Linked DNA regions of Homo sapiens: region 2 is linked to region 1. The links are chromatin loops, found by intact Hi-C in ENCODE. Cell type or tissue: MCF 10A. All regions are shown on one strand. Each heading gives the region's core, and the rest is flanking DNA. Links, peaks and the distances in the headings are about the cores only.

Region 1 (11,325 bases), core at 18-2,517:
CCAGGAGCCGGCTCGACGTGTCTGAGGGAGGCCCCGGAGGGGGCGGGGAGGTGGCCCACAGAACGCGGGTTCTGTAAAGAGACGTTGGGAAGATTCGATTCCGAGAAGAGGAAGAACCGGATTGAAAGAGAGCCAGGCCGCTGAGGGGGAGGGGGCTGCTAAGATGGCGTCGGCCTCCTCCGGGCCGTCGTCTTCGGTCGGTTTTTCATCCTTTGATCCCGCGGTCCCTTCCTGTACCTTGTCCTCAGGTAAGCCCGGCAGGGCGTGGGTAGGGAGCTGGTGAGGAATATGCGATGGGAGGAAGAGCGAGACCTAAGAGGGTACCTGTAGCTGGGAATGTCCTACGTGTTACCGGTAAGTGGGCGCGAGCTGGGCTTTCAAATAGGGATTTATGAGCGGGCAGGAGTTTGAGGAAAGGATAAGTTTGATTAAGAAGTTGTCGAAAACTTTGGTTGTCTTTGAGGAGGACGGATGGAGATTGAAGGTGGGGGTAGGGTGGCCCGGCGCGGTGGCTCACGCCTGTAATCTCAGCACTTTGGGAGGCCTTGGCGGGCGGATCATTTGAGGTCAGAAGTTCGAGACGAGCCTGGCCAACATAGAGAAATCTCGTCCCTACTAAAAATACAAAAATTATCCGGACAGTAGTGGCGTGCATCTGTAATCCCAGCTACTTGGGAGGCTGAGGCAGGATAATCCCTTGAGCCTGGGAGGCAGAGCTTGCGGTGAGCCGAGATTGGGCCACTGCTCTCCAGTCTGGGCGAGAGAGTGAGACCCTGTCTCAAAAAAAAAAAAAAAGAAGTTGCGGTAGGAAACAAGAGAAACGGAAGGGAGTAGAGAAACTAAGAAAGTAAATGGAGGCCTAAGAAGTAGAGAGAACTACTTAGTGTGAGAGGCAGGTGGAATCTAAGTTGATTGTGGGCTAATTGGATGAAAATGTTGAAGAGAAGCCATGGGACTTAAAAGATATCGAAAAGTTATTGGACGCTTTCGATTTCTGGAGAGGTAGGGAATCGTGAATTTTGTTGGGTGGGCGGGAGTTGTTGAAGCCATCTTTTCCCTCAGATACTCCCCCCTAATGTGTCACCCCTTCTCACTTCGCACCCCCACCCTTAGGGCCGCACAGGCACACAGACACACATACATACTTTCTCAGACTAATTCCTTTGGTGATTCCCAACTCTAAACTGCCCAACTTTGGGAAGGAATGGAAATTTTGAAGAGAGTCTAAGGAATGTAGGAAATTAAGGTCAAAGACCTTAAAAACAGATGGGAAAGATGGAATGGAGTCTTGAATTGCAGTAGAGACTGCGAGAAGTGATGTTTTGGAAATTAGGCCTGAGAAGAAGAAAGATGGGTGGGGGGGTGACTGTAAGTGTTGTGGGGGAGTATTGCATAATAGAAAAATGGACTGGAAGAATGCTTACGCTGTATCAGGAGATTGGAATTTGGAGAATGGAGCCAGGTTAATGTAGAGAGCTCAGCGTATTAATAGTTAAAAACGAATGAAGATTGAGGGAGGGCTGAGGAGGCTCACAAGAAAAGCAGTAGATTGTGTGTAGGGGAGAAAGTGTGTGTATGTGTGTCGGGTGGGGGGGCGGGAGGTGAGTCAGAAACTGAGCGCTTCCATCAGAAGTGTCTGGTGTTTCACAGTAACTGCTGCTTCTACACTGGAATAGACGCTGCCAGATGTTGGATGCTTTGCTTGAGATTTTGGTATTTCCTCAGGCCTGGTGTTGCGTTTTTGCTGTTTAGAATTTGCTGAATAGGGTTCCTTCCACCTTTCACATTCCAGCTCAGATGCTGAAATATCTAGTCACACATATCTTCTTAATAAGCTGCAGTTTTATTTATTTTTAATAAATCTCTATTTTTAGTTTGTTGAGAGGGGATTTTTTACCTTTCCTATAAAAGTATTAGGGGACCAGAACAACTCATGCTGCATTATAAGCATGAAATAGGATAAAGTAAAAGTGACAGGGTATTTATTTATTTATTTATTTATTTATTTATTTTTGAGACGGAGTCTCGCTCTGTCGCCCAGGCTGGAGTGCAGTGGGGCCATCTCGGCTCACTGCAAGCTCTGCCTCCCGGGTTCACGCCATTCTTTTGCCTCAGCCTCCCGAGTAGCTGGGACTACAGGCGCCCACCACCACGCCTGGCTAATTTTGTTTTTTGTATTTTTAGTAGAGACGGGGTTTCACCGTGTTAGCCAGGATGGTCTCGATCTCCTGACCCTGTGATCCGCCCGCCTTGGCTTCCCAAAGTGCTGGGATTATAGGCGTGAGCCACCGTGCCCCACCTGGGTTTTTATTTTTAATAGAGTAGCTCCTTAATTTGAAACCTGCTTCCCCTCTAATCCCCAACCCAGAAAGAAGAAGGGTTGTGTATGGTCCATAAACAAACTTCTCAACTATTAAGTCAGGTGTTTGCTTTGTACTCTTTGGTATTTTTGTAGGTCTTTATGTTTTCTGTCAGATCCTCTCACTAACAGTTAATAATACAGATTGTATAAATGTTTTTGTGGTTTTTTTTTTGAGACAGAGTATCATTCTGTCACCCAGGCTGGAGTGCAGTGGTGCCATCTTGGCTTACTGCAACCTCTGCCTCCCAGCTTCGAATGAGTCTCCTGACTCAGTCTCCCAAGTAGCTGGGAATACAGGCATGTGCCATCATGCCTGGCTATTTTATTTTTTTGTGTTTTTAGTAGTGATGGGGTTTCATCATGTCAGCCAGACTAGTCTTGAACTCCTGACCTCAAGTAATCCGCCCACTTCGGCCTCCAAAAATGCTGGGATTACAGGCATATCGCAAGGTCAGGAGTTCGAGACCAGCCTGGCCAACATGGTGAAACCCCATCTCTACTAAAAAATACAAAAAAATTAGCCAGGCATGTTGGCGCAGGCCTGTAATCCCAGCTACTTAGGAGGCTGAGTCAGGAGAATTGCTTGAACCCGGGAGGCAGAGGTTGCAGTGAGCCGAGATCACACCACTGCACTCCAGTCTGGGTGACAGAGCAAGACTCTGTCTCAAAACAAAAAAAAGGGGGCAAAAAGTGGCTAAATTTCAAGCTCTTGATGGACTATGGAAAGATTATAATGGCCTCCACCAAATCCAAACATGGTAATTGCTCCAATAGCAAAAGTAGTTAAACATCTCTTAGAGCTTATGGTTTGCTTTACTCTGTGTATTTCACTTGTCAACAGTGTAAAAGCTGACAGCTTAATGGTGAAACTATCTTTAATATTGGCAGGGAACAAACTCTCCTAAATAACCTCTCCTTCCCAATTTAAATGCCAGAAGATTGGGAGTGCCTAGAAGTTGTGAGTGGCTTATCAAAAACTGTCAATATGTCCTTGGCTATGACATTTTTGTTTTATATCCATTTTCAGCATTGTCAGAGAACATTGTCCTTTAGGATTTCAGAGTTTCACCAAAACTTAAGTGGAGTTCAGCTAAACAGCTAAGAACAGTAAATGGTTTTAGGGTGGTTGACACGCACACTTCTTGAATTTCTACAGGGCCAGCCTTCTAGCCTTTAACAATTCAGGAAATCATAAACCATCACTTGTTCCTGCCAACTTCCTAATTCCTCTGGTACCATGCAGACAAAGAAACACTCTCTTCCAATCGCAAATAAAATCTTTTTTCTCTTTTTTTAGGTGGACTCTTGCTCTTGTCACCCAGGCTGGAGTGCAGTGGGGTGATCTTGGCTCATTGCAGCCTCAGCCTCCCGGGTTCAAGCGAGTTGCCTGCTCAGCCTCCCAAGTAACAGATTACAGGCACCTGCCACCACATCTGACTAATTTTTGTATTTTAGTAGAGACAGGGTTTCACCATGTTGGCCAGGCTGGTCTCAAACTCCTGACCTCAGGTGATCCACCCATCTCGGGCTCCCATAGTGCTGGGATTACAGGCGTGAGCCACCATGCCCTGCCAGTAAAGTCTTTTTTTTTTTTTGAGAGGGAGTCTCTCTCTGTCGCCCAGGCTGGAGTGCGGTGGAGCAATCTTGGCTCACTGCAGCCTCAGCCTCTAGAGTTCAAGCGATTCTCCTGCTTCAGCTTCCCAAGTAACTGAGATTACAGGCACCTGCCACGTCTGGCTAATTTTTGTATTTTAGTAGAGATCAGATTTCACCATGTTAGTCAGGCTGGTCTCAAACTCCTGACCTCAGGTGATCCTCTCGCCTCAGCCTTGCAAAGTGCTGAGGTACATACAGGCTTTAGCCGCCGCCGCTGGCCTTACTTTATGCCCTTTTTACCACCATGAGGAGAGTAAAGAATTTCTGTCTTGGAGGCTTGATTTGAAGTTAGTGGTTGGGTTAGAAGGGATAGGATACTAAGGTGTACACTGCTCCTATGAAATAAGAGTTGTGGAGTAAAATCATGTGTGACTTCCTCAAGGAAAAGCACTTGAGGCTGGGTACAATGGCTCACACCTATATTCTCAGCACTTTGGGAGGCCAAGGCAGGCGGATCACCTGAGGTCAGGAGTTTGAGACCAGCCTGGCCAACATGGTGAAACCCTGTCTCTGCTAAAAATACAAAAATTAGCCGGGTGTGGTGGCAGGCACCTGTAATCCCAGCTACTCAGGAGGCTGAGGCAGGAGAATTGCTTGAACCCGGGGGACAGAGGTTGCAATGAGTCAAGATCACACCATTGCATTCCAGCCTGGGGGACAAGAGTGAAACTCCATCTCAAAAAAAAAAAAAAGGCCAGGAGCAGTAGCTCACGCCTGTAATCCCAGCACTTTGGGAGGCCGAGGTGGGCGGATCACAAGCTCAAGAGATGGAGACCATCCTAACCAACGTGGTGAAACCCCGTCTCTACTAAAAATACAAAAATTAGCTAGTCATGGTGGCACACTCCTGTAGTCCCAGCTACTCGGAAGGCTGAGGCAGGAGAATTGCTGGAACCCAGGAGGCGCGGGTTGCAGTGAGCTGAGATCACGCCACTGTACTCCATCCTGGAGACAGAGTGAGACTCTGTCTCAAAAAAAAAAAAAAGAAAAAAGAAAAGCACTTAAACCCTAGATAATCATGAGCTGTGTAGTTCCTTTTGCTTCAGACTAGAACATTTTTAAAATGGTCATCGCTCACCTATATGATTTTATCATGTGCACAAATGATTTAGACATAACTTTACAGCTGCTTACCTGACTTTTTCTCCCCCTTAACGGCTCAGGGAGATCCAGAGGATACAGTATTGGAGCATTTTTGCTTGGGACTTTTATAGTAGGGACAGCTTCATCAGTCTGTGATTCTGATTGCTTTGTTCTTCCCAGCAGAGCCCTACCTGTAACCTGCAGTAATCTGTTAACTCCAGTAGTAGGGATTATTGTTGATATATATATATATTTTTTTGAGATGGAGTTTCGCTCTTGTTGCCCTGGTTGGAGTGCAATGGCGCGATCTCGGCTCACTGTAACCTCTGCCTCTGGGGTTTGAGTGATTCTCCTGCCTCTGCCTCCTGAGTAGGTGGGATTACAGGCACCCGCCAACACGCCCGGCTAATTTTTGTATTTTTAGTAGAGACGGGGTTTCGCCATGTTGGCCAGGCTAGTCTCAAACTCCTGATCTCAGGTGATCTGCCCACTTCAGCCTCCCAAAGTGCTGGTATTACAGGCGTGAGCCGCCACGCCCGGCCTGTGGATGTTTTTTTGATCTGTGTTCTGTTGTGTACAGTGTAAGCCATTTGTAGGCTGATTTCTTTCCTAGTTCTTCCTCTTAGTGAAAAGTAAAGCAGTTTAGATCATGTTGAATGATAAACTGAAATTTAGAAATGCAAACATAGAATACAATGTCAGAATATCACCAGGTGCCATTTTGGTTGATATTTTATAAATAGGGAGATATTTTTCTGTTTACTCTCCATAGGGATTTTGACACTTTCCACCCACCCCTTTTTCCTTTTGTCACCTTGGTATATTCTGCCAGAAAACTGACATCAGAATGTCATTGCTTCTGATCGATTTATTTCTGCCATGACACTCAAGCCCATTGTCAGTTATAATTAACTAGTCTAATAGGTATCCAGTTTCTGATATTAATTGATAATGTGTACTTACACGTTAGCGTTGAATATCAAAATAGTACGTTTTGCTTATTAATGTCTGTGGGCTTTTTTAGGTTAATTTAAAACTCTTCTGATTAATACCTTTGCTCAAATATGTGCTACCTAATAGCTATTAAATATTTTATTAGCCTGTTTTTCTTGGATAATAAAGTGGAAACTATAGCCTGTGAAGTGAACAACAGAGATAATACCAGGCCAGCTAGCAAACTGGGGAGAGGGAAGGTGGTAATTTTATCCTTTAAATTGTTCTCTCCTAGAATGTTATTTATTATTTTTTTGAGACAGAGTCTTGCTCTGTCGCCCAGGCTACAGACCAGTGTAGTGCAGTGGTGCGATCTTGGCTCACTGCAGCCCTTGCCTCCCAGGTTCAAGCGATTCTCCTGCCTCAGCCTCCTAGGTCACTAGGATCACAGGCGTGCGCCACCACGCCCAGATAATTTTTGTATTTTTAGTAGAGGCGGGGTTTCCCCATGTTGGCCAGGCTGGCCTTGAACTCCTGGCCTCAAGCGATCCTCCTGCCTTGGCTTCCCAAAGTTCTGAGATTACAGGCGTGAGCTACTGCCCGGCCTCTCTCCTAGAATTTTGGAGCATTCTTACTTGACGTAAAGAAGGGAACAAGAGCCGGGCATGGTGACTCACGCCTGTAATGCCAGCACTTTGGGAGGCCAAGGCAGGTGGATCACCTGAGGTCAGGAGTTCCAGACCAGCCTGGCGAAACCCTGTCTCTACAAAAAATACAAAAATTAGTCAGACGTGGTGGCGTGCTCGTGTAATCCCAGCTGCTAGGGAGGCTGAGTCAAGAGAATCACTTGAACCCAGGAGGCGGAGGTTGCAGTGAGCTTAGAGTGCACTACTGCACTCCAGCCAGGGCAACAGAGCAAGACTCCGTCTCAAAAAAAAGAAAAGGGAACAAGAAAACTTATCAGTTTATTTTTCTTTCTTCTTTTTACTGGGTTTCCTTGATCAAGGACAAAAGTGTACTTCAAGAATATACTCTTTCCTGATGGCCAGGTAGAGAGGGAATCTTTGTTTTTCTGTGCTCCATACCCAGCCCAGAGAGACTGAATGAAACACCGATGGTGTTTCCTAGAGGAAACCCTAAGAAGCCCGTTTCCCCTATTGCACCTCACTTCTCTGCCCTTTCCCATCTAAACAGAGAATTTAATTTCGACATATGTTTATCCTGTTTTGTTCATATCTCCTACAAGCTTTTATTCTTTTACTGTTTTCTATTTGAAGTGAACTTTTTTCCCTCAACCCCTCCATCTTTTTAAACTGTCTCCATTTTTCTTTATTCTCCTGTGAAATTTCAGTCTGTTTATTTGTAATGGTTGTATTCAGTATGTATTAATTTACAAATATCTAATTCCTGGAAAATCTCTCTTGTTGGAATCTGAGGAAGACATTGGCAAAAAGAGAGGAAGGTAGGTCTGTTGTAGGGAGTTCAGCATATTCTTATTATTTACCTTGTATACTTAACTGAGCAATATGGAAGTAATCCAGAATAAGCTGTCCAAAAAGATTAGAGATATTGGTTGGGGGTGGGCAAAGGGGAGGTGAGCAAAGGAAGTTGGCGAGAGGGAATGAGAAGAGGGTTTTTTGTTCTTGTTTGTTTGTTTTTAGGATATTTAATTAGAGTATATTAATACTTTTTTTGTTTTGTTTTGTTTTGTTTTTTGAGGCGGAGTTTCACTCTTTTGCCCAGGCTGGAGTGCAGTGGTGGGATCTCAGCTCTCTGCAACCTCCACCTCCCGGGTTGAAGCGATTCACCAGCCTCAGCCTCCCAAGAAGCTGGGACTACAGGCACGTGCCACCACATCCGGCTAATTTTTGTACTTTCAGTAGAGACAGGGTTTCACCATGCTGGCCAGGCTGGTCTCTAACCCCTGACCTCAGGTGATCTGCCCACCTCAGCCTCCCAAAGTGCTGGGATTATAGGCGTGAGCCACCTTCCCGGCTATTTTTGTATTTTTAGTAGAGACGGGGTTTCGCCATGTTCGCCAGGCTGGTCTCGAACTTCTGACCTCAGGCGACCCTCACTGCAACCTTCGCCTGCTGGGTTCAAGCGATTCTCCTGTCTTAGCCTCCCTAGTAGCTGGGATTACAGGTACACACCAACATGCCTAGCTAATTTTTGTATTTTTAGTAGAGATGAGGTTTCACCATGTTGGCCAGGCTGATCTTGAACTCCTGACCTCAAGTGATCTGCCCGCCTTGGCCTCCCAAAGTGCTGGGATTACAGGCGTGAGCCACCGCGCCTGGTCTGAAATATGTTCATTTTAATCCAGCAGAATTCATTGCTGTTTCAAGATAGAACCAGATTTGGAAATAAAATTGGAAGGTGGCTATCTGCCAAAAATTTCAAGTGCCTCTTGGCCATGGGTAGCTTATTCAGGAAACCCAAGTCTTTTAAGGAAGGACTTGGATTTTTTTCTTAATTTCAAAGAACGTTTTTGTGCCAAGGGATACATATTTGAGGTCTGAGAACCATGAAACTTGTTTGTAGGATTAGAAGCAAAAGTTGACTAGAGGGAAATGTAGAGTTATTTTAATTTAACTCCCTCATTTTCCAAATTAGGAAACTGAGGTAAAGATGTTGCATAAAGGCTGTATGTTACCAAGATTAATCTTTTTTTTTTTTTTTGAGATGGAGTCTCGCTCTGTCCCTCAGGCTGGAGTGCAGTGGCGTGATCTCGGCTCACTGTGACCTCTGTCTTCCAGGTTCAAGTGATTCTGCTTCCTCAGCCTCCCAAGTAGCTGGGATTACAGGCGCACGCCACCACGCCTGGCTAATTTTTGTATTTTTAGCAGAGTCAGGGTTTCACCATGCTGGCCAGGCTGGTCTTGAACTCCTGACCTCGTGATCTGCCTGCATCGGCCTCCCAAAGTGCTGGGATGATTACGGGCATGAGGCACCACACCTGGCCATCAAGATTAATCTTAATAAATATGTTGCTCCTTCTTTTTTTTTTTTTTGAGACAGAGTTTCGCTCTTGCTGCCCAGTCTGGAGTGCAGTGGTGCGATCTTGGCTCACTGCATCCTCCTCCTCCTGAGTTCAAGTGATTCCCCTGCTTCCCTAGTAGCTGGGATTACAGGCACATGCCACCACGCCTGGCTAATTTTTGTATTTTTAGTAGAAATGGGGTTTCTCCATGTTGGGTCAGGCTGTTCTCGAACTCCTAACTTCAGCTGATCCACCTGCCTTGGCCTCCCAAAGTGCTGGGATTACAGGTGTGAGCCACCGGGCCCAGCTGGCTCATTCTTTGATATACTGCTTTTAATTGGCTATTAGCTGAGGTGACCCCAGGACTGGTAGATCAAATTGCTTTCAAGCTTTTGTTTCTAGGGACATCCTTGCACTTCTGACTGTTTCCTAGAAGAGCGTTAGGAAAAATTTACACCAGCTAAGAAACAAAATTTAGCTTTTCTCTGAAATGTGGCTTGGTTTTCTTTTCTTTTTTTTTTTTTTTTGGAGATGGAGTCTCACTCTGTCGCCTAGGCTGGAGTGCAGTGGTGCAATCTTGGGTCACTGCAAGCTCCACTTCCCGCTTTCAAGCGATTCCCCTGCCTCAGCCTCCTGAGTATCTGGGATTACAGGCGCACACCACCACGCCCAGCTAATTTTTGTATTTTTAGTAGAGACGGGGTTTCACCATGTTGGTCAGGCTGGTCTCGAACTCCTGACTTTGGCATCCACCTGCCTCAGCCTCCCAAAGTGCTGGGATTACAAGTGTGAGCCACTGCGTCCGGCCGTGGCTTGGTTTTCTTAATTTGCTTGATCCAGTCATTATTAAGGATGTTGTAATGGTACGCTTTTTTTTTTTTTTTTTTTTTTTTTTTTTTGGAGACGGAGTCTTGCTCTGTTGCCCAGGCTGGGGTGCACTGGTGCAATCTCGGCTGACTGCAAGCTCCGCCTCCTGGGTTCACGCCATTCTCTTGCCTCAGCCTCCCGAGTAGCTGGGACTACAGGCGCCTGCTACCACGCCCGGCTAACTTTTTGTATTTTTTTTGGTGGGGGTGTTTCACCGTGTTAGCCAGGATGGTCTCGATCTTCTGACCTGGTGATCTGCCTGCCTCGGCCTCCCAAGGTGCTGGGATTACAGGCGTGAGCCACTGCGCCTGGCCGCTTTTTTTTTTTTTGAACACACTTCCTTAGAGCTATGTGTTCAGCAGTACTTCTCAGGAGGCAGGTTGACATTTCAAGAGTATTTTCAGTTGAAGAACAATTTGTGTCTCCCACCTGCAGGCGTATAGAGTGTCTTTCAGTATTCCAAGTTAACTAGGACCAGAGAGATTGCCTCAGATAATCCAGCAAATAACTGGGTAGATTTTGTTTTTGTTCTATTATATTGTAAGGGATCTTGCTTTTTTTCTTTCCCCCGCCCAAGACAGAGTCTTGCTCTGTCGCCCAGGCTGGAGTGCAGTGGCACGATGCCATCTCACTGCAACCTCCGCCTCCTGGGTTCAAGCAATTCTGCCTTAGCCTCTCTAGTAGCTGGGATTACAGGCGCGTGCCACCATGCCTGGCTAATTTTTTTTTTTTTTTTTTTGAGATGGAGTTTTGCTCTTGTCGCCCAGGCTGGAGTGCAATGGCATGATCTCTGCTCACCGCAACCTCTGCCTCCCAGGTTCAAGCAATTCTCCTGTCTCAGCCTCCTGAGTAGCTGGGATTACAGGTATGCGCCACCATACCTGGCTAATTTTGTATTTTTGGTAGAGATGGGGTTTCTCCATGTTGGTCAGGCTGGTCTTGAACTCCTGACCTCAGGTGATCCGCCCACCTCAGCCTCCCAAAGTGCTGGGATTACAGGTGTGAGCCACCGTGCCCCGCCTGTATTGTTAGTAGAGACGGGGTTTCACCATGTTGGCCAGGCTGGTCTTGAACTCCTAATCCTAACCTCGTGATCTGCCCACCTCAGCCTTCCAAAATGCTGGAGTTACAGGCGTGAGTCACCACGACTAGCCTGCATTTTTTTTTCTTTCTTTTTTCTGAGATGGAGTCTTGCTCTGTTGCCCAGGCTGATTGATGTGCAGTGGTGCAATCTTAGCTCACTGCAATCTCTGCCTCCTGGGTTCAAGAGATTCTTGTGCCTCTGCCTCTCGAGTAGCTGGGATTATAGGTGCCCGCCACCGTGTCTGGCTAATTTTTGTATTTTCAGTAGAGACGGGGTTTTGCCATGTTAGCCAGGTTGGTCTCGAACTCCTGACCTCAGGTGATCTGCCTGCTTCCGCCTCCCAAAGTGCTGGGATTA
Region 2 (11,325 bases), core at 8,725-11,224, 140 kb after region 1:
ACTGTGCCTGGCCCATATGTATAAATTTCTTTGCATCCCTTTATGACTGTCTTTCTGCCGTTTTCGGGAGGGTTTCTTTTTTTTTTTTTTATCATCTTCTGTTTTTTGTTTTTGTTTTTTTTGAGACAGGGTCTTGCTTTTTTGCCCAGGCTGGAGTGCAGTGGCGTGATCTCAGCTCACTGCAAACTCTGCCTCCCGAATTCAAGCGATTGTCGTGCTTCAGCCTCCCAAGTAGCTGGGATTACAGGTGCACGCCACCACGCCCAGCTAATTTTTGTATTTTTAGTAGAGATGGGGTTTCACCATGTTGCCCAGGCTGGTCTCGAACTCCCAACCTCAGGTGATCTGCCCACCTTGGCCTCCCAAAACGCTGGGATTATAGGTGTGAGCCACTGTGTCTCTACCAAAATCACAAAAATTAGCGAGACGTGGTAGTATGCACCTGTGGGAAGGCTTAGGCAGGAGAATTGCTTGAACCTGGGAGGTAGAGGTTGCAGTGAGCTGCAATCATGCCACTGCACTCCAGCCTGGGTGACAGAGTGAGACACACACACACACACACATACACACACACACACACAAAGATTGAATGCAGAAGCAGATATGAGAACCCAGTCTGACATTAAAGAAATTTCCCCCTTTAAAAACAATGCCAATTGTCTCATTGATTTTTTTTCTTGTTTCGGAAAATATAGTTATTTTTCAAAAATGATTTAGTTCATATATATATATATATATATTTTATATATATATTTTTTTCTTTTTCTTTTTTTTTTTTTTAATTGAGACAGAGTCTCACTCTGTTGTCCAGGCTGGAGTGCAGTGGTGCCATCTCAGCTCACTGCAACCTCCGCCTCCCGGGTTGGAGCCATTCTCCTGCCTTAGCTTCCTAAGTAGCTGGGATTACAGGCACCCACCACCACACCCAGCTAATTTTTGTTATTTTCGTAGAGACAGTGTTTCACCATGTTGGCCAGGCTGGTCTCAAACTCCTGACCTCAAGTGATCCACCCGTCTCGTCCTCCCAAAGTGCTGGGATTACAGGCATGAGCCACCACACCCGGCCAAAAATATTTTTTAAATAAATATTTTGACTAAGTTATGTTTTCCTCCCCCTGATTTGTCTTTTTTCTCCTCAGTCTCCTTAGTTGTCAAATTGTAAAACTGAATGCCATTCTCTCCCCCCACATTAAATGTAAAAGCATAACATTTGCGGCTGCGTACGGTGGCTCACGCCTGTAATCCCAGCACGTTGGGAGGCTGAAGTGGGTGGATCACCTGAGGTCAGGAGTTCAAGACCAGCTTGGCCAACATGGTGAAACCCTGTCTCTACTAAAAAAAAAAAAAAAAAAAAAATACAAAACAGCCAGGCCTGGTGGTGGGTGCCTGTAATCCCAGCTACTCAGGAGGCTGAGGCAGGGAGAATTATTTAAAACCAGGAGGCAGAGGTTGCAGTGAGCTGAGATTGCATCACTGCACTCCAGCCTGGGTGACGGAGTGAGACTCTGTCTCAAAAAAGAAAAAAAAAAAATAAAAAAGCTTAACATTTGTGATATGCTCTAAAATTTCTCACTTCACCGAATCTGTTTTTAAAAAATTCTTTTGATTAAAAAAAAAAAAATCACTCACCTCTATGTGAGATCCCAAGGAGCCACTATAGATGTAGATGGTTTTGCACTTGGATGATGGGTGACCCTATGGGAACCTATGCTATCCTGTGTACACACGAAGCCTCTAGCTTTGGTAGGAAAGTACGTATATGTTTTGCACATCGAGGTGTGGGGAGGGCAGGAAATTACCAACAGAGTAAGATAATGTCATTTGTTTGTCTTGTTTACAAACTGGGGAAAGAAGTTGGCTTATTCAAAAGTCAGTAAAATACAACTCCAGTTATATCTTTTTTCCTTTTTTTTTTTAAGACTGAGTCTCACTCTGTTGCCCAGGCTGGAGTGCAATGGTGCAATCTTGGCTCACTGCAACCTCTGCTTCCCAGGTTCAAGCAATTCTCCTGCCAAAGCCTCCCAAGTAGCTGCGATTACAGGCATGAGCCACCACTCCCAGCTAATTTTTGTATTTTTAGTAGAGACAGGGTTTCACCATGTTGGCCAGGCTGGTCTCAAACTCCTGGACTCAAGAGATCTGTCTGCCTCGGCCTCCCAAAGTGCTGGGATTACAGGTGTGAGCCACCACACCTAGCCTCCAGTTATATCTTAAACACCCTTGAGTTAAAGAAACTTTTATAAGAGAGTGAATTTTTTTCCTGAACAATATATAGATATTTAGATACATAGGCTTTTTTTCAGGGTAATGAAAAAGAAGCCAGCAGTTATTGCTTGAGCCCCCTACTGTGTATGAATACAAACATTAACTCATTTATTCCTCATTACAAGCAAATGAAACAGATTTTATTCCATTTTAGGGAAACTGAGCTTCAGAATAGTTAAGTCATTGTGGGTTTGTTGTTGAGACAGGGTCTCGCTCTACCCAGGCTGGAGTGTAGTGGTGCCATCTCGGCTCACTGCAGCCTCGATCTCCCAGGCTCAAGTGATCCTTCCACCTCAGCCTCCTGAGTAGCTGGAATTACAGGAGCACAGCACCACGCCCAGTTAATTTTTTGTATTTTTTTGTAGAGATGAGATCTCGCCATGTTGCTGAGGCTGGTCTTAAACTCCTAGGCTCAAGCAATCCTCTGCCTCACCTCCCAGAGTGCTGGGATTACAGGTGTGAGCCACAGAGTCTGGCCTGATTATTCCAGTAAACAAATGCCTCCCTCTGAACTTTTTTACTTTTAGAGATGAGGTCTTGCTCTGTCTCTTAAGGCTGGGGTGTAATGGCACAATCATCGTTCACTTCAGCCTCGAAATCCTGGGCTCAGGCAGTCCTCCCACCTCAGCCTCCCAAGTAGCTAGGACTACAGGTGCATGTCCCATTGCCTGGCTTTATGAACATTTCTTTTCTTTTTTTATTTTGAGACAGGGTCTTGCTCCTCTGTCACCCAGGCTGGAGTGCAGCGGTGCCATCTCAGCTCACTGCAGCCTCCACCTCCTGGGCTCAAGCAGTCCTCCTACTTCAGCCTCCCAAGTAGCTGGGTCCACAGGTGCGTGCCACTATGCCTGGCTAATTTTTTTGTAGAGATGGGGTTTTGCAATGTTGCCCAGGCTGTTCTCGAGCTCTTAGGCTCAAGCAATCCTCCCACCTCAGCCTCCCAAGTAGCTGGAATTACAGGCCTGGCTCCACTGTGCCCAGCCTGAGCATTTTTTTTTTGAGACAGATTCTCCCTCTGTTGCCCAGGCTGGAGTGCAGTGGTGCAATCTCGGCTGACTGTAACCTCCACCTCCCAGGTTGAAGCAATTCTCGTGCCTCAGCCTCCTGAGTAGCTGGGATTACAGGCACACGCCACCATGCCAGGCTAATTTTTTTTTTGTATTTTTAATAGAGGCGAGGTTTTACCACGTTGGCCAGGCTGGTCTTAAACTCCTCACCTCAGGTAATCCGCTTGCCTCAGCCTCCCAGAGTGCTGGGATTACAGGTGTGAGCCACCATGCCCGGCCAACCTGAGCATTTCTATATACTGTGAGATATATGTATCTGTGTTCAGCCAACTCTCTGTATAAAACGCTGAACAGATTTTTCACATAGGATGGAATCAGCAGGGTGTTTTTGGATGAAGAAGTAGTACTACTGAGAAACCACAACATGAAGTAAAACACTTAAGACAAATATACAGTGACATTAATTCCCCCATTTATTATGCTGTGTGAATGTGTAGCATTTGCTTTAATTTCTAAAGAAGGCTGATTATTAGCTACAAAAATAAACAATAGATTCATTTATTTGAGGCCATAGACTACACATATAGAGTTTGCCTTGGTTTAACAGCAAAAGGTTATTTTTTATTTTTATTATTTTTTTGAGATGGAGTTTTGCTCTTGTTGCCCAGGCTGGAGTGCAATGGCGCAATCTCAGCTCACTGCAACCTCCACCTCCCAGGTTCAAGCAATTCTCCTGCCTCAGCCTCCCGAGTAGCTGAGATTACAGGCATGCGCCACCACACCTGGCTAATTTTTTTTTTTGTATTTTTAGTAGAGATGGGGTTTCTCCACGTTGGTCAGGCTGGTCTTGAACTCCTAACCTCCAGTGATCCGCCCACTTTGGCCTCCCAAAGTGCTGGAATTACAGGTGGGAGCCACCGTGCCCGGCTATTATAGCAAAAGTTTATTTTAAATTTTAGTAAATTTATGATAAACTAAAATGAATAATAGAACTGGAAAAGGTAATGGGAGTGGAGAACGGGAAATTGTGGAGAAGGAGAAGAGTGAGGAATGGTAGGAAGGAAGTGGTACTCCCCCAAATCTTAGTTTAGGCCTTCATCTAAAAAACTGAAGATTGCTTAAACTACAGAGGAATAACTTGTTTCATGTTATATATTTTAAAATAGGGTGGAATAGGTTACTTTAAAACCCCGTAACACTCATTAAAATCTCAAAATCATTCAGTGCTGTGGTATTCTAAAGTGAATGGATTCATCCTCAATCTCAGTCATGGTGAGGGCAATATTTATTTGGATGAGTCTTATCTATTCTATCACCAGTGGTTTATTTTACCATATGCCTGTTACCTCTCATCTGTCTGCATCCTGGTCCAGTCCTTCATTTCCTTCCACATGGATAATGGCAACAACTGCCTGGCTCAGTCCTTTAACTCCAGTTTCTCCATCCTTTAATGCAAACTTCATGCCTTTCATTCATTCATTTATTCAACCAACAGATAACTATAATGGTTGTTTATTCTTAGTTTATTTTACTTAATTATTGAGACAGGGTCTTGCTGTGTCACCTAGGCTGTAGTGTAGTGGCACCATCTGGGCTCACTGCAGTCTTTTTGCCCAGGCTGGAGTGCAATGGTGCAATCTCAGCTTACTGCAACCTCCGCCTCCCCCATTCAAGTGATTCTCCTGCCTCAGCCTCCTGAGTAGCTGTGATTACAGGTGCCCCCCCACCAAGCCAGACTAATTTTTTGTGTGTTTTTAGTAGAGATGGGGTTTCACCATGTTGGTCAGGCTGGTCTTGAACTCCTGACCTCAGGTGATCTGCCTGCCTTGGCCTCCCAAAGTGCTGGGATTACAGGCGTGAAACCGTGCCCGGCATTTTTCTTTTTTTTTTAGACGGAGTCTCGCTCTGTAGCCCAGGCTGGAGTACAGTGGTGCCATCTGGGCTCAATGCAACCTCCGCCTCCTGGGTTCAAGCTATTCTCCTCCTTCAGCCTCCTAAGTAGCTGGGATTACAGGTGCCTGGCACCACACACGGCTAATTTTTATATTTTTAGGTTTCACCATGTTGGTCAGGCTGCTCTCGAACTCCTGACCTCAAGTGATCTGCCTGCCTCGGCCTCCCAAAGTGCTGGGATTAGAGGCATGAGCCACCACGCCCGGCCTCTCTGCAGTCTTGAACTCCCAGGCACAAGTGATCCTCCCACCTCAGCCCCCTGAGTACCTGGGACTATAGGCACGTACCACAACGCCTAATTTAAAAAAGCTTTTTTGTAGAGACAGGGTCTCACTATGCTGCTTTAACTCCTGGGTTCAAGTGATTCTCTTGCCTTGGCCTCCTAAAGTACTGGGATTACAGGGATGAACCACCACGCCCAGCCTTCTTCTAGTTTATTTCTCACTATTGTTCATACACATCACGTCTGCCTGACGGATCTCTGGGTTGTACTGCCATGCCACATCCCCACACCCGTTTTTCCTGTAATGTCCTCCTCTTTTTTGCCTATCCAAGCTCTTACTTATCTTAAAGGCCTAACTCAAACTTGCCTTTTCCATGAAGCTTTCACAAATTACTCAGCCCAAACTGATGTCTCTGAATTTACAGCTCTTATGCGGTAAAGTATCACGACTTAGGTCTTTTTGTTTTATGATATGTCTTATGTTGTTTTGTCCTTGCTTTATTAGTTTGACTTGTGCAGCTAACTCCTACTCACATCTACAGGGAAGTCATCTCTGATTCTTGCCTAACACACACGATCTCTCTCTGGGCTCCCACAGCACTCTGTGCTCACTACTTATATAACTCACACCATGCTGTGATCATTTATTTGTCTGTCTCCCCAGCTAGAATGTTTAAAGTTGGGGTCTGAGTAAACCAGCTTCTAACAAATGCCTGACATTTAAAAAACAAGAGGGAAAATATCAAAACCACAGTAAAGGATTCCTACTTCTGGCAGCATGGATAAGAGAAAGTGCTATCCCATTAAAATACAACTAGATCCTAGATAAATTACAGCAAACATACTTTTTAGCACATTGCTGAGTTCATTAGAAAGAGAAATCACTAAAAAAAAAAAAAAAGTACAGGCCGGGCACGGTGGCTCACGCCTGTAATTCCAGCACTTTGGGAGGCTGAGGCACGCGGATCACGAGGTCAGGAGATCGAGACCATCCTGGCTAACACGGTGAAACCCCGTCTCTACTAAAAATAAAAAAAATTAGCCGGGTGTGGTGGCGGGTGCCTGTAGTCCAAGCTACTCGGGAGGCTGAGGCAGGAGAATGGCATGAACCTGGGAAATGGAGGTTGCAGTGAGCCGGGATTGCGCCACTGCACTCCAGCCTGGGCAACAGAGCGAGACTCCATCTCAAAACAAAACAAAATACAAATTTAAAAAAGAAAGTTGAAACCTATATAAAGGAAGAGCAACATGGAGTAGTAGAAGCAGGTTTACCCTGAGGACAAATCCCAGTGTCAGCATTGTGATCATAGTCTAAGCCTTGGGCCTAGGCCAAGGGAAGAGAAGAAAAACCTGCAACTCCTGAATTAAACCTGGACTCTTGAAGGGGCTAACATAGTCCCAGGTTTATGCAAATGCAAATCCTCTCTGGAGGGAAGTATTCCTAATTTAGGTCCTCGGAATTCCCACAGATTAAATTTAACAAAAATGAGTTCAAAACCCCAAATATAAAATAGGCAAGGCACGCTGGCTCACACCTGTAATCCCAACACTTTGGGAGGCCATGGCGGGTGGATAGCTTGAGGCCAGAAGTTCGAGACCAGCCTGGCCAATATTGTGAAACTCCATCTCTACTAAAAAATACAAAATATTAGCCGGGTGTGGTGACATGCACCTGTAATCCCAGCTACTTGGGAGGCTGAGGCAAGAGAATCTCTCGAACCCAGGAGGCAGAGGTTGCAGTGGGCTGAGACTGCACCACTGCGCTCCAACATGGGTGACAGAGCAAGACGCCATCTCAAAACAAAAAACAAAAAAACCCAAAATATAAAGTATACAAGTAAACAAGCTACCATGGACAGGACTCAGCAGAAAACAACAAAATGGATTTAGACATCCAAGATGTTACAGAATATAAAATAACAATCCCAACACATTTCAAAGAATTGGTGTCATAGACACTACATTCTCTGAACACAAATGATTAAGCTAAAAATCAGTATCAAAAAGATACAATTTGGGCCAGGTGCGGTGGCTCATGCCTGTAATCCCAGCACTTTGGGAGGCTGAGGCGGGCGGATCACAAGGTCAGGAGATCGAGACTACCCTGGCTAACACGGTGAAACCCTGTCTCTACTAAAAAACACAAAAAATTAGCTGGGTGTGGTGGCGGGCACCTGTAGTCCCAGCTGCTCCGGAGGCTGAGGCAGGAGAATGGCCTGAACCCGGGAGGTAGGCTTGCAGTGAGCCAAGATCACGCCACTGCACTTCAGCCCAGGCGACAGAGTGAGACTCTGTCTCAAAAAAAAAATACAATTTTAAATCTCCAGATATTTGGAAGTTTATAAAATGTTTCTAAATAGTTCATGAGTCAAAAAGTCATAAAGGTAATTTAAATATTTTTAGAACTAAGTAATAAAAATACAGCACAGAAAAACTTGTGGGATGTAGAGAAACAGGTTATTAAAAACTTAAAATAGTGAAGAAGATAGCCTGAAAATTAATTGGCTAAGTGTCAAAATGAATATGTTGTAAAGGAACATAAAATTAAACCTAAAGAAAGCATAAAAAAGATAGCTATAGATAAGATCCATAATTAATGAAATGGAAAACAAATACATAAGGGAGAGGATCAACAAAGCTCAAAGTAGCATCTGAAGATATATAGGTAAAATAAATTGCTGGTGCAACTGATCAAGACCAAAAAAGGAGGCACAAGTAAACAACAGAAATGAAAAGGAAGATATGCCTATCCACAGAGCAGAGATAAAAAAGAAACAAGGCCAGGAGCAGTGGCTCACGCCTGTAATCCAAGCACTTTGAGAGGCAAAGGCAGGCTGATCACTTGAGATCAGGAGTTTGAGACCAGCCTGACCAACATGGTGAAACCACCTCTCTACTGAAAATACAAGAATTAGCTGGCCGTGGTAGCACACACCTGTAATCCCAGCTACTCCGGAGGCTGAGGCAGGAGAATCGCTTGAACCCGGAAGGCAGAGGTTACAGTGAGCCAAGACTGCGCCACTGCCCTCCAGCCTGGGCGACAGAGCGGGACTCTGTCTCAAAAAAAAAAAAAAAAAAAAAAGAAGAGCCGGGCACGGTGGCTCACGCCTGTAATCCCAGCACTTTGGAAGGCTGAGGCGGGCGGATCACAAGGTCAGGAGTTCGAGACCATCCTGGCTGACACGGTGAAACCCCATCTCTACTAAAAATACAAAAAAAAATTAGCCAGGTGTACGTGGTGCATGCCTGTAGTCCCAGCTACTCGGGAGGCTGAGGCAGGAGAATGGCGTAAAACCCAGGAGGCAGAGCTTGCAGTGAGCCGAGATCACGCCACTGCACTCCAGCCTGGGAGACAGAGCGAGACTCTGTCTCAAAGAAAAAAAAAAAAAAAGAAACTAGAAGAAATATATGCATTTTGTGTTAAAAAAAATACATGAAATGCACAAAACCCTAGAATAATACTTTACCTAAGCTGACTCAAGAAGAATAGAAAGCCCAGTCTATAATTATTAAAGAAATGGAATCAATAGTTAAAATTATTCCCACAAAGAAACATCAATCTCAGATAGCTTTACAGGTGAGTTTTACCAAACTTTCAAGGAACAGTTTGTTTCAATCTGATATAAACTCTTCCAGAGAATAAGACAAGAGGGAACAGTTCCCAACTTAGAGGTTATATAAACCAAAGGACCATGGTAGAAGCCTCTTTAGAAATCTTACTGAAAACAAAGGCACTAACATGTACAAGAATGTTCATAGCAGCAGTTTGAAATAGCAAAATACTGAAAATATCCAAAGATCCATTGATAGGTGAATGGATAAATAACTTGTGGTTTATGAACTTGATAAAATATTATGCAGATGAAAATGAATGAATCATAGCTATCTACAACAGCATGGATGAATCTTAGAAACAATGGTAAGTGAGAAAAAGCAAACTGCAGGGGACTATTAGAGTATAACATAGCTGGGCACAGGTGGCTCATGCCTGTAATCCCAGCGCTTTGGGAGCCCAAGGTGGGCAGATGGCTTGAGCCCAGGAGTTCAAGACCAGCCTGGGCAACATGGTGAAACCCCATCTCTACTAAAAATACAAAACTTCAGGCATGGTGGCAGGCACCTGTAGTCCCAGCTACTAGGGAGGGTGAGGTGGGAGGATTGCTTGAGCCCAGGAAGTGGAGGTTGCAGTGAGCTGAGATCACACCACTGCACTACAGCCTTCACAATAGAGTGAGACTGTGTCTCAAAAAAAAAAAAAAAAAGTATAACATTTTCTGTAAAGCTAAAAAACAAGCAAAATTAAACACATTTTTAAAATTATATATACATATATGGTTAAAAAATATCTATAGCAGATAATAGACACGAAAATTAAGGACAGTGGTTACCGCTAAGAAGAGGCGGGGGACAGGCTAGGGAGGAACACAAACACAATGGTATTTAAAATGTTTTAATGTATATGTGTTATGGGTCATAGGTACTCATTAGTATGCTTCATAATTTATTCACGTTAGATATACTCTTTATAGATATCAAATATTACATATTATAATTTCTTAAAATCTGCTGTGGTGGAAATAAATGAACACATGAAGTCTCCCTGAAAGAAAATCAGTGTTTCTTGGGAAGAACCAAGATTCCCTGACAGAAGCTACCCTATGTAGAGGACAAAGTAGGTCTTCAATAAATATTAGTTGGTTTACTGCTTTTCCCAAGGATACATCTGGAGGGTCTGCATTCCTTTCTCATTGGTGCCGCCTGACCACAGAACTAGCTTTTTCCGTGACATCTAACCTAAACCCCGCAGTCCTAAGTCCTGACACGTATGACAAGATGCTGCCACCTGGTGGATACAGAATAGATTTAATGAAATGGCTAGGAAGTCTTTCACTCTAGTTGGTGGAACTGGCAATAGGGTGAGAGGGAAGCAGGAATGAGAAGACAAAAATTAAGAAACAGGAAAAGGAAGGAGCTCCATCTCTAATATGGAGGTAGAAAAAAAGGGACTATCATCTAAATGAGACTGAAGAGTCCCTAGAGGAGAATGGCTTCCCTCTCCTTCCTTCTGAGACTAGAAACGAGGAAAGAGGCTACAGCTTGTATTGAGGGAAATGCAAGACTGAGGAGAAAAGAAAGCAGGTCTAGCTGATCTCAACTTAGCAAGCTAAAATAAGAGTAGCCTGGTGTTAGCGGCCACCCAAGCAACTCCCTGCTCCTAGTTTCCACTTGGGGAATCCATGTGATTTTGGGGAGGCTGACCCCCACCCTTTTCCCCAAAGGTGTTGTCCATGATATAGAATAAGCAAATTAGCATGTATCATCCTCCTGGCCACAGTGATTGGTCAGGGTGGACATGTGACCCAGGCCTAATCAGTGTGAATATTAGGGCTTTTGCTGAGATTTCTGGTACAAAGATGCCTTCTTTTTCTGATTGGACATAAATGGGGAAAAGTGTAATCTTAGGAATGCTGGCAGCCATTAAGTGGCCCAGACTTAAATGGTCCTACAGAAGATGCAACAGTGAGAAAAAAGTCAGTCCGGTATTTAGAGACATACTGAACTACTGGGTCAAGTCTTCACCTGGAGCCAGCACTACCTATGGACTTTCTAGTTACATGAACCAATAAATCCTTTTTATTTTAAGCCAGTTTGAATTAGGTTTTCTGTGATTTAAAACCAAAAGATCCCTAACCTATATATTCATCATACTTAGCCCATTCCTACCTTCCCACAGGATAGCACAGGGAATACAGGTAAGGTCACTACAGATTTATTGGTTACACTAAAGCCCAGGGTATCAAGCTGAAAAGGTCAGAGGCAGCAACCAGGTACTAAGTAGACTGGGTGACTCAGCTGTCTGTACAGAGGAGAATGGAC

Evidence for each region. Hi-C counts contacts between places; a loop is a spot of excess contacts. Peaks named below come from ENCODE experiments on the same cell type or tissue, not always from the same donor. Only the 100,000 strongest peaks of a DNase experiment are listed, where the experiment ranks them.
Region 2: it touches region 1 in a loop (12-fold over the local background); 51 of 110 quality-filtered maps call a loop at or near these places.

Annotation. Positions count from the first base shown.
Region 1 is chr1:151,198,834-151,210,158 of GRCh38, forward strand. It overlaps PIP5K1A (phosphatidylinositol-4-phosphate 5-kinase type 1 alpha), which reads left to right. Exons shown (of 16, transcript NM_001135638.2): 1 at 1-248. The coding sequence starts at 164. Among named protein-coding and RNA genes, the nearest start is that of PIP5K1A, 5.9 kb to the left of the region's middle. RefSeq lists enhancers at 1-16, 117-196. In MCF 10A, for the core only: no CTCF peak of the experiment used is centred there; a DNase peak (open chromatin) is centred at 1,478.
Region 2 is chr1:151,330,758-151,342,082 of GRCh38, forward strand. It overlaps RFX5 (regulatory factor X5), which reads right to left. Exons shown (of 11, transcript NM_001025603.2): 11 at 9,883-11,325. Among named protein-coding and RNA genes, the nearest start is that of PI4KB, 9.0 kb to the left of the region's middle. In MCF 10A, for the core only: a CTCF peak has its summit at 10,285 (motif pointing left); a DNase peak (open chromatin) is centred at 10,294.